Linked DNA regions of Homo sapiens: all the other regions are linked to region 1. Evidence: chromatin contacts called from ENCODE Hi-C or POLR2A ChIA-PET data. All regions are on one chromosome and are shown on one strand. Each heading gives the region's core, a stretch centred on a gene start or an enhancer-like site at or near the end of the contact. The rest is flanking DNA. Distances are from core to core; before and after follow the strand shown.

The links. A loop is a pair of places that touch in the nucleus more often than their neighbours do. ChIA-PET counts read pairs that join two places held with the same protein, here RNA polymerase II (POLR2A). Pooled maps may share reads with other maps.
Region 2: a loop to region 1 is called in a pooled map, with 2.7 times the contacts of the local background. The contact joins the promoter of PIPOX here to the promoter of FAM222B in region 1. A Hi-C loop is called at or near these places in 1 of 50 pooled maps. POLR2A ChIA-PET finds 5 or more read pairs at or near these places in 3 of 52 experiments (HEK293T, PC-9 and activated CD4-positive, alpha-beta T cell).
Region 3: a pooled map shows a loop between it and region 1 (2.2-fold over the local background). The contact joins the promoter of SEZ6 here to the promoter of FAM222B in region 1. A Hi-C loop is called at or near these places in 1 of 50 pooled maps. POLR2A ChIA-PET finds 5 or more read pairs at or near these places in 3 of 52 experiments (A673, Panc1 and activated CD4-positive, alpha-beta T cell).

Annotation. Positions count from the first base shown.
Region 1 is chr17:28,840,389-28,845,522 of GRCh38, reverse strand. FAM222B (family with sequence similarity 222 member B) reads left to right here and starts at 2,733. Exons shown (of 3, transcript NM_001077498.3): 1 at 2,733-2,841. RefSeq lists a silencer at 2,765-2,954 and an enhancer at 2,640-3,154.
Region 2 is chr17:29,041,048-29,046,181 of GRCh38, reverse strand. It overlaps PIPOX (pipecolic acid and sarcosine oxidase), which reads right to left and starts at 3,041. Exons shown (of 8, transcript NM_016518.3): 1 at 2,843-3,041; 2 at 1,175-1,323. The coding sequence starts at 2,956. RefSeq lists an enhancer at 2,674-3,562.
Region 3 is chr17:29,003,148-29,008,281 of GRCh38, reverse strand. It overlaps SEZ6 (seizure related 6 homolog), which reads left to right and starts at 2,249. Exons shown (of 17, transcript NM_178860.5): 1 at 2,249-2,467. The coding sequence starts at 2,413. All of the region lies in intron 2 of LOC105371716 (a long non-coding RNA gene), which reads right to left. RefSeq lists a silencer at 2,303-2,486 and enhancers at 3,837-4,461, 4,462-5,088.

The sequences.
Region 1 (5,134 bases), core at 1,484-3,983:
CACTGCAAGCTCCGCTTCCCAGTTCATGCCATTCTCCTGCCTCGGCCTCCCGTGTAGCTGGGACTACAGGCGCCCACCACCACGCCCAGCCAATTTTTTTGTATTTTTGTATTTTTTTTTTTTGAGATGGAGTCTCGCTCTGTCCCCAGGCTGGAGTGCAGTGGCACCGTCTTGGCTCACTGCAAGCTCTGCCTCCGGGCTTCACGCCATTCTCCCGCCTCAGCCTCCCAAGTAGCTGGGACTGCAGGGGCCCGCCACCATGCCCGGCTAATTTTTTATATTTTTAGTAGAGATGAGGTTTCACCGTGTTAGCCAGGATGGTCTCGATTTCCTGACCTCGTGATCCGCCCACCTCGACCTCCCAAAGTGCTGGGATTACAGGCCTGAGCCACCGCGCCCGGCCCTATTTATTTTTTTAATTGAGATGGAGTCTCACTCTGTTATCCAGGCTGGAGTGCAGTGGTGCGATCTCGGCTCATTGTAACCTCCGTTCCTGGGTTCAAGCGATTTTCCTGCCTCAGCCTCCTGAGTAGCTGGGACTACAGGTGCATGCCACCATGCCCAGATAATTTTTGTATTTTTTCAGTAGAGACAGGGTTTCACCGTGTTGGCCAGGCTGGTCTCGAATTCCTGGCTTCAAGTGATCCGCCCGCCTTAACCTCCCAAAGTGCTGGGTTTACAGGCATGAGCTATCTTGCCTGGCCACTATTTTTTAGATTTTTTGTAGAGATGAGTCTCCCTATGTTGCCCAGGCTGGTCTCTAACTCCTGGGCTCAAGCAATCCTCCCAACCTGGCCTCCCAAAATGTTGGGATTACAAGCATAAGTCACTATGCCCAGCTTTATTTTTAATTTTTTTTTCTTTTGAGACGGAGTCTCGCTCTGTCGCCCAGGCTGGAATGCAGTGGCTTGATCTCGGCTCACTGCAAGCTCCGCCTCCCGGGTTCACGCCATTCTCTTGCCTCAGCCTCCTGAGTAGCTGGGACTACAGGCGCCCGCCACCACGCCCGGCTAATTTTTTGTATTTTTAGTGAGACGGGGTTTCACCGTGTTAGCCAGGATGGTCTCGATCTCCTGACCTCATGATCCGCCCGCCTCGGCCTCCCAAAGTGCTGGGATTACAGGCGTGAGCCACTGCACCTGGCCTATTTAAATTTTTTTAACATTCCTCATTGAGCACTCAACTTGTCTTTTTTTCTTCTCTTTTTCCCCCTTACGTTGTATCTTGGGCCTTATGTGTCCAAACTCTGAAGAGAGGAGACCAGCGCTGGAGTTGAGAGAGAAAAAAGAGCCATGGTGATGAGGAGAGAGTTTAGTCCTGTACCTCCTCTTGCCTGCTGCTTTCAAGTCTGTTTTGTTGAATTCTCAGGACTCGATTGAGCTTAGTCTCTTGTCAGGCTATGCCAAAGCAGCACAGTAGTCTAGGGACTGACAGTTGGGCCTCACTGGACTTTAGTGGTTTTCTTTTACCAGTTTGAAAAAGGGCCAGGCTCACAGTGAGAGCTGGAAAGCAGGGGACTATTTGCCTGCGAATTCCTCAATAGCATACACGCGATGCCTAGAACATTTCTGTCCAATAAACAGCATGTGCTTGATAAACATACTGAACTTAGCGGTGTCCCCAGTGCATTCTAGGCGAGGTCACCTCCTTGACAAGGTCCCCAGGACTTCATTGCACCTCCTAGCTAGTAGCGTATTCTAGGATGGCAAAGCTGCCTTTACATAATTACCCCCGATACATTCTAGACACGATCATCTTGAAAGAGACCCAAATTTTACCAGGCATGGTGACTCAGGCCTGTAATCCCAGCACTTTGGGAGGCCGGGGCGGGCGAATCATCTGAGGTCAGGAGTTCGAGACCAGCCTGGCCAACATGGTGAAACCCCGTCTCTACTAAAAATACAAAAGTTAGCCAGGCGTGGTGGTGCAAGCCTGTAATCCCAGCTAGTCAGGAGGCTGAGGCAGGAGAATCGTTTGAACCCGGGAGGCGGAGGTTGCAGTGAGCTGAGATCGCGCCACTGCACTCCAGCCTGGGCAACAAGAGCAAAACTCCGTCTCAAAAAAAAAAAAAAAAAAAAAAGACCCAGGCTGGGCGCGGTGGCTCATGCTTGTAATCCCAGCGCTTTAGAAGGCTGAGGTGGGTGGATCACCTGAGGTCGGGAGTTCGAGACCAGCCTGACCAACATGATAAAACCCCGTCTCTACTAAAAATACAAAATTAGCTGGGCGTGGTGGTGCATGCCTGTAATCCCAGCTACTCGGGAGGCTGAGGCAGGAGAATCGCTTGAACCCGGGAGGCGGAGGTTGTTTGAGCCGAGATCACGCCATTGCACTCCAACCTGGACAACAAGAGCGAAACTTCGACTCAGAAAAAAAAAAAAAAAGACCCAAATTTATCATCAGTGGTCACCTCAGAGCACCTGAATTCAGGCCTTTAAGTGCAAGTAGGATGCAGAATTCTGGAAGAGCCAGTAAGTCTGTGGCTCCTTGGGGAAGCGCGATCCAAGGGTTTAGTAACCTAGGCACGGTACTCCAGAGGCGTACCCTGAGGCAGCCGCCAAATTCTCTAAGCCTCAGAATTCTTCAAGGCCAGCTCCCATGTCCACTAGAGACCCAGGGGTCCAGACCATCAGGCACTGAGGAAGACGCCCCCGGCAGGGGCTGCGCAGGCGCGTGCGGCCCGAAAGGGCCCAGGCGCTACACGCTGCGCAGGCGCAGGAGCGGCTCCGGGTAGTCCCCACAGCTGCGCCGGTGACTGAGGGGCCGGGCAGTGGAGAAGTGGTGGCGGCGGGCGGCGGGCGGCAAAGGAGCAGCCATGAGGGCCGGGCCCAGTCACCGACCGTGAGTAGTGGTGGAGGGGGAGTGGACAACGCGTGGGAAGAGGGTAACTTAGCGGAAGGATACATGACTTTGTGGGGTGGGCTCTGACTGTGGGAGACGGAAGGGCGTGGGGGAGGTACAGTTTGAGGTGATGATGGGAGAATTTGGGGCACGGGTGGCCCGGTCGCCGGCCGCAGAGCTGGACAGCTTGGTGGAGGGGGACGGGGTTGCGTGCTGTGGAGTGAAGCAGCCCATTTGTATCATCCCTTCCTCCAGGAGCTTTTGGTCGCCTCTCCTTTCCGCTTCTTTCAGAGAATGATTGCGGGGGGAGGGTGGTGGAGGATGAAAGCTCTGCTGGAGCTTAAGAAGCCACCTCTGAACCAGGCAGGGGAAGGGTCGGTCTCCCGGAGTAATAGGCTGCTCTGGGTAGAGGATGGGAGTCGGGAACCCTCTTTTGAAAGCCGGGAGGGGTCTAGGGAAAAGAGCTAGGGGCTTAGAGTCAGGCAGGTTCGAAAGGAAGTCCACCATTGATAAAGCTGTTAGGTAACCTTGGGCAGGTCCCACTTAACCTTTCTGAACACCAGGAAGATGTCATGCTTCAAACGGGCTATTGCAAGCATCACCTATGTAATTGAGATTGTTTATGCAAATTGTGAATTGTAAGTACTATGTTGATGTTAATGTATCACCAACAATGTTAGTGGAATTTAGACCTTACCGTTGTTAATGGAATGACTGATTTCTCTGTTAAGATAAGAAGCGTATTGTTTGTAAAACCTCAGTAGACACATATGTGCTTTCTTTATGGGCACAGCAGACCATGTGCAGAACTACCAGTTCTGTAATGTGATAAATTAGCCATCAGACTTCTGTAGGAAAAATACCGTACTCCGGCGTTTTTACAAACGGTTTGCAGCTCCTCACCCGAAAGGATGGAGGGCCAATCTATTAAAATATTTTCTGAACATAGCTAACTCATGTTGCCTTATAACACAGTTGGCACTAATGTGCTTTAACGAGTTGAGAAAAGGCCGGGTGCAGTGGCTCATGTCTGTAATCCCAGCACTTTGGGAGGCCGAGGCGGGCGGATCACGAGGTCAGAAGTTGGAGACCAGCCTAGCCAACGTAGTGAAATCCCGTCTCTACTAAAAATACAAAAAATCAGCCGGGTGTGGTGGCGGGCGCCTGTAATCCCAGCTGCTTGGGAAGCTGAGGCAGGGGAATCACTCGAACCCGGGAGGCAGAGGTTGCGGTGAGCCGAGATAGTGCTATTGCACTCCAGTTCGGGTGACAGTGCGAGACTCCGTCTGGAAAAAAGAGTTAAGAAAACTAGTTTGAGACAAGCTGGGAGGGCTGCCCAGTGAGGGATGTGAAAATATAATTTGTTTATTATATTTTATTTTATTTTTGAGACGGAGTCTCGCTCTGTCGCCAGGCAGGAGTGCAGTGGCATCATCTCGGCTCACAGCAACCTCCGCCTCCCGGGTTCAAGCGATTCTCCTGTCTCAGCCTCCTGAGTAGCTGGGATTACAAATGCCCACCACCACGCCTGGCTAATTTTTGTAGTTTTAGTAGAGATGGGGTTTCACCATGTTGGCCAGGCTGGTCTTGAACTCCTCACGTCAGGTGATCCACCCACCTCGGCCTCTCAAAGTGCCGGGATTACAGGCGTGAGCCACCGTGCCTGGCTATTTTGTTATCTTTATTTTTATTTTATTTTATTATAATTTTTTTTGAGGTGGGTGAAGGAGTCTTGCTCTGTCACCCAGGCTGGAGTGCAGTGGTGCGAACTTGGTTCACTGCAACCTCCGCCTCCTGGGTTCAAGCAATTCTCCTGCCTCAGCCTCCCTAGTACCTGGGATTATAGGCACGTGCCACCATACCCGGCTAATTTTTGTATTTTTTTTAGTACACTCGGGGTTTCTCCATTGCTGGACAGGCTGGTCTCAAACTTCTGACCTCAGGTGATCCGCCCGCCCCAGCCTCCCAAAGTGCTGGGATTACAGGCGTGAACCACCGTGCTTGGCCCATTTTATTATTTTTAAATTATAAAAAGTTCTCCTTTGCAAAGGAGTCTCTGGCTGCTCCGGGGACCTGTCGCTGTTTTGGAGGTCAGATATGCATAAGGCAGCCCTCTAGCTCTGCTTTTTGTTACCCTGCTTGTCAGTGGGATCTCTCAGGTGGAATATCTCAGAAGAGGAGCCCAAGAGGTGTCTTGGTTTTCCTGAGAGGCTGAAGAAACACTCCTGAGACGTGTTTTTTAATGTAGACAAAGCAGAGGACAAACTATGTGTTTATGGAAAGAGAAAATGGG
Region 2 (5,134 bases), core at 1,792-4,291, 200 kb before region 1:
TAGCTGCCTCTGAATAAATCTGTAATTAGCTGCCCTGGCTGATTTGCATAATGGATTTCACTTTGTTCTTAAGTTAATGGTATTTTTGCAACAGAACACTAACCTCTTGGTTCCTGGCCATTAAAATAACCACCACCCTATCAGGTAGAGCCAGGGTTTGTAGGAAGTTCAGTTAAGAGTCACAGAGGAGGTGGGAGGGAGGTGGGATGGTTAAAGTTCCCATTGCATCACAGATTATTGGCTTTCTTTCCCATGAGTGTTTGAAAGGTCAAGGGTTGGAGAGAGCCATGAAGGCAGCAGAGAAAGACGTGGAGGCTCACTCCCTGGCAAGCAATCCAGCCTGGGGAACGTCCCCATTTTGTTCCTACAGGAAAAGGTACTCAGAGAGAACAAAATGGGTTTATAGGGCTGCTAAAGGGGGTGAGGACCCCTCAGGAAAAGTTAGGATGTTGATTTGACTATAAAGAATCCTGGGCCAGGCACGGTGGCTCACACCTGTAATCCCAGTACTTAGGGGGGCCGAGAAGGGCAGATCATGAGGTCGAGAGATCAAGACCATCCTGGCCAACATGGTGAAACCCTGTCTCTACTAAAAATACAAAAATTAGCTGGGTGTGGTGGTGCGCACCTGTAGTCCCAGCTGCCCGGGAGGCTGAAGCAGAAGAATCACTTGAACCCGGGAGGTGGAGGTTGCAGTGAGCCAAGATGGCGCCACTACACTCCAGCCTGACAAAAAAGCGAGACTCTGTCAAAAAAAAAAAAAAAAAAAAAAAAAAAAGAATCCTCCTGAAAGCAGCCTCCTCCTCTATCTCAACCCCTGCCCTAAAAGAGTTGCAGAGGCCTCCACAGAGTTGAAAATACACACTCCAGCAGACTCCTGTCCACTCTGGGCATCTGCCACACGGTGCCTTGCCAGCAGGCTTTCCAGTACTGCTTCTGCTAGCCTTGGACACATGGTCTGAACCCAGTCCTGCAACGCAGAGCCTGGCCAGAGTCAGCTGGACCTGTGGGGTGACCACCATGACAGCAGAACTCTTCCATGCATCTGGTACTTCTTGAGGCCTTGTGTCCCTCCCATTGCATTCCAAATGTTCCATGGCGCTGCCACTTCACACACTAAAAGTACCTGCAGGTGCAGAGCCCCACGATTCAAGGAATTCCTCCCACAGCCCACCTGTGCAATTGGGTTCCAGCCTCGTGCTCCAGCTGGGCCCATATCTGATAGCACTCATGCATCATCCGGGTGTAAAAGTCTTCCAGGTACGCCTTTCGGATTATCCGGCTTTGTCCATGGGAGCTTCCTCGGGAGTGTGGTAGAAAGAACTGGAAGTGGAAAACAAGAGAGATGATGGAAGCCATTACCCCTCACACTGCATCCCCTGTTAAGAGCCATATCAGCATGTGCTGTCAACCAGGAGCCATTTATCCTTCAAATATTTCCACACAATCTGGGGAAGGATTATGCACAGGAAGATAATTTGAGCCCAGGAATTCAAGACCAGCTTAGGCAATATAGCAAGACCCAGTCTTCTCAAAAATTTAAAAACTATCAGGTGTGGTGGCACTTGTAGTCCCAGCTACTTGGAAGGCTGAGGTAGGAGGACTGTTTGAGCCCAGGAGTTTGAGGCTGTAGTGAACTATGATAGTACCACTGCACTCCAGCCCGTGCAATAGAGTGAGATCCTGTCCCCCCACAAAAAAAAATTCACACAATCTTTCCAAATTCTCTCTTTATGACCAATTTACTGACTTGGCAATCAAGATAGAAGTTCTTCAATAGCACTAACTTAGGCTTCCTTTTTGCTAACGTTGTTCACATCCAGAAGTTCTTTTGTTAGCTAGTCTTCAACCATCCTGCTGCAATCTCACCTCACTTAGATTCACAAAGAAGCAAAATTAGAAAAAACCTTCCAGTTCAACTACTCCAGCCCCTTCATTTTATGAACAAGGAAACTGATGCTGACTTTATTTCTCTGTGGCTACAGATCACTCAGGGTAAGAGAACCACCTCAGGATTCAGCAACAATGAGTTTCCTGAGAGGATGAACCAGGAATCCCTTGGGCTTTGAGAAAACTGATAGAGAAATGAAGAAGGTTTCTAACTACTCTGGCTCATTACCAAGAAGAGCAAACCATAGCCAGCCTGGGTAGCTGCAGGCAGAATGGAAAGGGAGAGTCCACTGCAGTGGATAGCTGGGTGGCCCTGTCCTCGAAGGACCCTGCAGACACACAGGGCCCACCCACATATGCAGTGGTCACTGCAGACTGCACTGCGTAGCAGGAAAAATAAGGCCTCAGTCTCACTTATCATGTGTCAAACAAGGAGGCTGCTATTATCTGGAGGTGGCAAAAAATAAAAAATAAAAAAAAAAAACAGAAGCTTCTGCTGGGTTCTGGTGTGAGAGGCCAGGAATATGCAAGACAGAATCCTACCTCTTAGGCTGATAAATCAACCTTTGCCTCTAGGCAAAATTATCTTTACTTTAGGTTACCTAGAGCAGAACCAATTATTTTTCTGGGGTGGGGATCAACCATTTGGGCACAGAAGGGAAAGAGTAGTGAGAAGGAAGAGAACAGGGCCTAGGACGCTTGGTCAAGGGCAGGAACTGGGAAGCAGTAGAAAGAGGAAATGTGCCTAGAAACCCAATGTGGGTATGAGGGATGTGAAACTTCTTTGAATTGCCATGAAACACACTAGGCAGCTAAGATACAAATTACACAGAATTTTTGATGATTCAGTCCCTTTGGCCTTGCCCTGTAGCCTGCTGGCTCTGAAAACCCTTCTGCAGGGGAGGAGGGTAGGACAGTCCTTACAGCTGGGGGTGCAGAAGGGACACAGTACCTGCTCCAGCAGGAGGATCCTCTTCCTGTGTTTGGCCAGGTGGTATGCAGTGAAGCAGCCCTGGATCCCCGCCCCAATCACAATGGCGTCCCAGAGATCTTTCTGAGCCGCCATGATGCCACTCAGCCCCACAGCCACAGAGCCTCAAAGGCAAAGGCAAGCAAAGACAGGCTCCCGGCTAAAGGACGAGGAGGAAGGCAAAGTCCAGCCTGGCCAGTGTTCCCACAATGCCCTGGGGTCGTGTCCTCCCGCTTCCCTCTCTGCCAAGCCTGGCCCAGGGCTCAGTCTCCCTTCCCCTGCGGAGCAGAGCTGGGTAGTCTGATTTGTGAGGTTTAGCCCAGCTCAGCCGCCAGCCTCACCCTTGCATCCCTGTGGCTTTCTATTCTTGGCTCAATTATTGTCATGCAAATGGGCTCCTTCCTTTGCCACCTTCCTGTCTCATTATGATCTTTGTCTCAGGACTTCGGCCCTGGAATTTCAATGCCTCCTAGACCATACTGGGCACCGGGAATGCTGCCTCCCCCTGCTGGTTTTCCCCTCTTCAGCCTGATTTGCTTTAGAGATTCTAGAGGGCCCCGCTAAGAACTTGGCACGATGCCCAGAATAAGACCCACCTCCCTGGTGGGTGGTGAGGTCAGGGGGTAGAGGCAGGGGCCAATTGGGAGGGCAGTTTTGTAATTATGAAATTATTCCCAGCATGTTTTACTTTCATTTTGAAGAAAGAAGAAATGATCCTGAAAAGACAGAAAGGGCAGAGTGAGAGGAGGAGCCCTCTCCTCAGCCACAGAGAGGGGACCAGGCCAGCCCAGTGCCTGGAGGGGCCCCGTGTTGAGCATCTCTCTGTCCCAGGCAGTATGCTTAGTAAGTACTGATACTGGCATTTGGGTAGGGCTTGATTGTCATACAGTTCGAGGGTACTCTTTGAGAAAAAGAAAAAAGGAGAATTATTAATACAAAATTAGATGCCCGGATGTGGAAGAAACTGTTCAATTAAGGACCCCCATGGTTGAAGTTTCATTTGCTTCATGGTAAATTTGCCTCTGCATGAGTTATCTCATTTACTCCTCATAGCCCTAGGAGTTTCTGCGGGTTTTTGTTTTTGAAGTTTTGGTTTTTGAGAGGATCTCTGGGATCTCACTGTCACGCAGGCTGGAGTGCAGTGGCACGAACTCGGCTCACTGTAGCCTCCACTTCCTGGGCTCAAGGGGTCCTCCTACCTCAGCCGCCCGAGTAGCTGAAACTACAAACGCATGCCACCATGCTCAGCTAATTTTGTTTATTTTTTGTAGAGACGAGGGCTCACTGTGTTGCTCAGGCTGGTCTCGAACTCCTGGACTCATACAATCCTCCCACCTCATCCTCCCAAAAGCTTGGATTACAGGTGTGAGACACTGCACCTGGCTTAGGAGTATTTTTATGCCTACTTTTGGCAGATTAAGGATGGCCCCAAATTCTTTTTCACTCCTTCTATCACAGACTCTGTGACTGCTTGACCCATAAAATATGGCAAAAGTGATACCATGACACTTTCTGGCACAGCCCTAAAGAGACTGGCAGCTTCCTCTTCTTATGTTGGAGCCCTTACTTTTTTTTTTTTTTTGAGAGGGAGTCTCGTTTTGTCATCCAGGCAGGAGAGCAGTGGCACTATCTTGGCTCACTGCAACCTCTGACTCGTGGGTTCAAGCGATTCTTCTGCCTCAGCTTCCCGAGTAGCTGGGCCTACAGGCGAGCGCCACTACACCCAGCTAATTTTTCATATTTTTAGTAGAGACGGGGTTTCACCATATTGGCCAGGCTGGTCTCGAACTCCTGACCTCATGATCCGACCACCTCGGCCTCCCAAAGTGCTGGGGTTACAGGCATGAGCCACCGCACCTGGCCAAGGAGCCCTTACTCTCTGAGCCCTGAGCCACCATGTTAGAAGTGCAGGCACCCTATGGGAGAGTTCACATGGAGAGGACCTGGGACCAGGTGGAGAACTCTATATAAGAATGAAGTTATCTTGGTTTGGGAGGCTGAGTCAGGAAGGATCGCTTGAGGCCAGGAGTTCCAGACAAACCTGTGCAACATAGCAAGACCTTGTCTCAAAGAAAAGTGAAGTCATCTTGGTTCCTCCAGCCCAGCCTAGCACCAGCCAAATAGTACCAAGTGACCCAATTGATGCTGCATAGTGCAGAAGAATCACCCAGTCAAGCTTCATTCCTGATCCACAAAACCATGAAACAGAATAAAATGGTTGTTGTTTTCAGCCACAACATTTTGGGGAGGTTTTTTACACAGCCATAACCAAAA
Region 3 (5,134 bases), core at 1,000-3,499, 160 kb before region 1:
GGGTACAGTACTGTATTCTGGGACTTGTAGTCTCCATTGGACCCTCTAGGTTAGTTCAGGCCATAGGGAAGGTGATGTGACAAGTTCCAGGATGGCTTCTCTCCCCCTCCTTTATGTGCATAGTGCCCAGCCCATCAAGGAGCCCTGTTGCTAAGAGAGTCAGACAAGCCTGCCACCAACCTCCAAATCCCCATGAATCATCCTGGCAATACAAGATTCATCCCTAGGTCATGACTCACTCCCCTTGCCCAAGCTGCCTAGCCATGAGGGACCAGGAATACTAGAGGAGCCCAGGAATACTTTCAAGGAGGAAAAGAGGAATCTCATGACATTTGCCAGCATTTTCCTAAACTTCCCCCGGTCACACAACCTTCTACCTCTGTGTCTCTTCCCTTCCTCTGTTGGCAACTCTCTTTCTGCCTCCCCTCTTGCACCTTCTTTCCTGGCTTCCTCTCCTCACCCCTGATTCTTGCATCAGCTCCTCCTTCTTCCTGCCATCCTTCTGCTGCTGCCCTCTTTTTCCTCAGCTTCTCAAAACAACTGTCCAGAAATCCCAGCGTCTTCCTAATTCCACACGCCATCTGCCTGCTGCCTGGGACTCTTTACAGCAGTCATCACAGCTCCCCAGAGCCCACAAGAAGAGGGTCTGGAGAGAATCCAACCAGCAGAGTTGGGAGACTCTGGTCAAGAGGACCAAAACACTCTCTAAGGAACTTGAGCAGAAATTTCACCACCTGCTTCCAGGATGAGGGTCAGGAAGGACACTGGACAATGACTGGAGTCTGGAAGCTTTGGAGAGCAACCAAGTTCATGTAAAAAGAAACTAAACAAAAAACTGCCCTTCTCCCAGGGGCAATAGGGAGTTCAGCCCTCCTATTCCTCTACAGGGAATAATAACATCAGCCATAGGATCCTGTCCCATTGTACCCATTAAAGCTCTTCAAGTGAGCCCATCCATGAGCCCCTGCCTTTAAAGAGCAGCCTCAGGATGGCACAGCTGTGACTGCCCCCTTGCTGTCCTGTGACTCACTGGGGCTCCTCAGCCCAAGCAGGGCCCTGGAAAGTTATTTTTCCATGCCTTTAATAGTACAGGCTACACCCCTGGGCCTCCTTCAAGTCTCTATCTAAAACAGCCGTAGGGCACAGTGGCTCATGCCTGTAATCCCAGCACTTTGGGAGGCCAAGGCGGGAGGATCTCTTGAGGCCAGGATTTCAAGACCAGTTTGGGCAACATAATGAGACCTTATCTCTGCAAAAAATTTAAAAATTAGCCAGGCTTGGGGGTGCATGCCTGTAGTTCTAGCTACTTGAGAGGCTGAAGTGGGAGGATCTCTTGAGCCCAGGAGTTTGGGTGAGCTATTAATATAATTGTGCCACTGCATTTCCAGCCTAAGCAACAGAGACCCTGTCTCTAAAAACAATAATAAAATAAAATAAAATAACAGCTCTAGGAAACCCTCTCTCATGCCTATGCCATTTTCTCCACCAATTCCAGAAACCTGGGCAGAGATGGCATGAAGGGTCTGTATCGACTGTCACTGTGGCTTCTCTGGTCCTGCAGAGGGGCCAAGGCAGAGTCCTGGAGACCCAGGGCTACGTGGGGACCCAGGATACTACCTTCAGCTGCCCACAGCTTGGCCCAGGTTGCCTCCTGCCAAGTGAAGAATGTCTCCCCAGGATGCGAGTGCCACTGGCTTTTAACTATAATATCAGGATAATTAAGCTTTTCTGTGAGCACAGTTTGCTGCTGATGCAGCTGCCTGGAGCCCTGGCATTTATTGAGCGCAAAGTAATAATTTATTATCCTTTGTACGCTCAAAAGCCATCTTCATTATCGTCCCAAGACGGAACTGCCACAAGGGCACGCGGGCCTCACCAGCTGCCTCACTCTCGGATGTCTTCCCAGGTCACCCTTGACGCCCTCAGGTACCAGGATTGGGTGGAGAGGGGTGGGGAAAGTGTTGCTCTTTCTCATGGAGAATCAGAAGGCTACAGTGAGCTATTAATTGAGGTTCCTTAGCAGGCCGTTAACGGGAAAGAGGGTGGCATGCTTGGCTGGGGGTGGGCAGCGCAGAAGGGCAGGGGCCGTGTGCCCACATGAGTAGGGCAGTCGCGGTGGAGCGGGAGCCTGGGCTCCTGCCCCTGGGTCTCTGCGCCTTTGCATGAGACTTTACGGTAAGCCGCTCCTCCCGCGCCCCCGCCCCCAGCCCCGCTCGGCGATCCCCGGCGCCGTCGCCAGGCGCTGGCCGTGGTGCTGATTCTGTCAGGCGCTGGCGGCGGCAGCGGCGGTGACGGCTGCGGCCCCGCTCCCTCTACCCGGCCGGACCCGGCTCTGCCCCCGCGCCCAAGCCCCACCAAGCCCCCCGCCCTCCCGCCGCGGTCCCAGCCCAGGGCGCGGCCGCAACCAGCACCATGCGCCCGGTAGCCCTGCTGCTCCTGCCCTCGCTGCTGGCGCTCCTGGCTCACGGTAAGGGACCCCGGCATCCGGCGGCAGGACGGGGGCGGGAGCGGGGCCCCAGGGGTGGGAAGGGAGACCCGGTGCCCAGCTTCGGGCATCTGGCTGCCCAGTCCAAGCACCGCGCCCCGCCGGCTGCGCTGCCCCCGGCGCCGGCCAAGCCGGGCGGGGCGCGGGCTTCGCGGGCGGGAAGCTGCCGCGGCTCCCGCCATTCGCGCCCGGCCGAGACCTCGTCTTTAATCATCTCCCCAGATCTAATGGGATTTCTCTGATGCAATTCATCACGCCACCCACTCCCCGCACACACGCGCTCACCCGCGCGCTACCTCGCCACACTCTAGGCATCTCAGGGTGCTGGGGCGCGTGCCGGGGGGCGCAAGGCAGTGAGTCGGGACGGTCCAGCTGGCGGCCCGTGGTCCCGCTTCCCCTGCCGCCCGCCAAACTTCGCTCGACTTTGCCGCCGGTTCCAGGGCCTCTAGTGTTCTTACTGAGGGGAGACGGGGCCGGATGGCGGCCGGACCCGGGGTTGGGACCTCGCTCACCTCCCCATGCCCTGGCGCTGCCACGCCAGAGTCGGGACCTAGAGCACAATTCTAGAGAGAAACTCCAAGGGCCTGGACCCCCTATCTGGCTCCTGGCTCTGCCCTCGGCTGCAGCAGCGGAGATCCTGGGATAGAGACTCTGTCCTCCCCAAAGTCCTTTCCTTGTACACACACACACACACACACACACACACACACACACACACCACTGCCCCGAGCTCTGCCTCCCTCCCGGCCTGCCTTCCTGCCCGGCCCTGGTCCACTCCCCACCTGCAAGGCAGATTTGTCTCTGGAGGACCTGTTCCCCACACCCTGAGAATCCCCGCGCCCCCTCTAGGAGTCTGGTCCCCAACTTCGTCGGTCTTGGGTAGAGGGAAGCTTGGCCATGGTGTGAGCGGCAAGGGAGTGTTGGGGAGAGGATAGGGGTTCCGTGCCTCGGGGAAGAGTCTTGTCTGGACCTGCCGTCCTGGCTCAAACAAGCTCTCATGGAAGCTACTGGCACCCACGTCCTTCTCCCGCTGCAGTAGGCTGGTAGGGTCGGCAGAACCGCACTTGGAGTTGAGACCTGCCATCCCTTGCCATATGGTTTGAAGGGCCTGATGTGAAGTGTGAGGGTGGGAGTTTCTAACCTCCCTGCTCGATCTTTCCAGGCCGCTGCCGAGGTCAAGGCAGCGCGGCCAGGGACAGGCTGGGCCCCCGGACGGCAGTTTTCTTCATCCAGGAAGAAAAACTGTGGCCCCGGAGACGCAGAAGCCTTTTTCTGAGCCTCTAGCTCCACTTGCACACAGCCCAGTGTCCTCACCCCGCTACCGGGCTGCCCATGCTGGATCCTCCGGCAGCGCCCAGAACTTGAAACCGTGTGCTCACGTTCTGGGGAGAGGGGAAGAGTCCTGCAAGACCCACCCCAGGGATGAAGACCGGGAAGGAGAAGTGTGAATCCCTGCCTAGCTGCCTGGGGATGTCCCTAGGAATTCCGAACCTATCTTGGGTCCTGATGGGTCCTGGCGCTGGACAGCTCCCCTGGGGCGCAGGGCCTGTGTCTGTCCCCTGGCAGTTAGTCAAGGCCTTGTGTGTGAGTTTGTGGGTCTGAATGTGAGAGTAATCAGGGCCCTGCATGACTAGAGGAGCCAGTCCCAGTGTGTCTGCACTTCAAGTGGTCCGAATCTTGGGTGAGGGGTCAGCAGTGAATGGGTGTGAGGACTGTGTGAGGCCACTAGTGTGTGGGTGCAGCCTCAGCCAGAGAGCTCCCTGCAGGGCTAGAGTGAGACTGTGGGAATCCAGGAGGAAGGCTGGTGTGGCCAGGAGTCCCACCAGCCCTGATGGGGATGTGGGTGTGAGTGTTAGGAGGAATCTGCTCACTCTGTGGCCTCAAGTCTGTGTGTCCCTGGGCAGTGTCCCTTCCTGACTATCAGGATCTCCAGTGCCCATGGAGGCACCTGCCAGTGGGATATGTGGGGTAGGAGTCTGGCTGTTGGGAAAGACCTCTATTTTCACTCCCCAAGGGAGACGAAGAGGCAGCCCCGAAGTGCCAAGCCTGAGGATGAGAGGGCTGGGATGTCAGAGCTGGGTAGCCAGAGGCTCCTCTCTCCTCGGCTGGACTGGAGGTCCCAACCATTGGGATAGTGAGTCATCTCAGTGGGGAGCAGCGCATTTGGCCATCCCGGGGTTCCTGGGCACTTTAGCTTTGTGAAGGCGAGCCTAAAGGAGCAAAGACCTCAGGCTATGAGCCTTTTCGGCCCGAGGGGTGCATCCCTCAGCCTTTCAGCCCCGCCACCTCTCTGATGAGGCCCTCAGAGCTTTGCTCATAGGCAGGATGCAGACTGCAGGATGTAGCCAGGCACGGCCCAGATGCCTTGGAAGGCCTGGTATGCCGAGGCTGCGGAGGTAGGGCAAAATCGTGCTGGGCTTGGCCCAAGCTCACAGGCTCAGTCCCCTATTCCCTTCTGCAGCCTCCAAGTCTTGATTGGCGTCAGGCATCAGGGGCGTCTTGGGCCACGGGGTATCTTCCCAAGCTGTGTGGGGTGCCTGGGCCATCCAGCCACAGTGGAGGAAAAAGCGGTGTTGAAGGGGCTGCGTGTGCCGAGCCTGCTGTGTCAGTTTAATGATTTTTAATGAGCAATTACCTTTAGTCATTCTC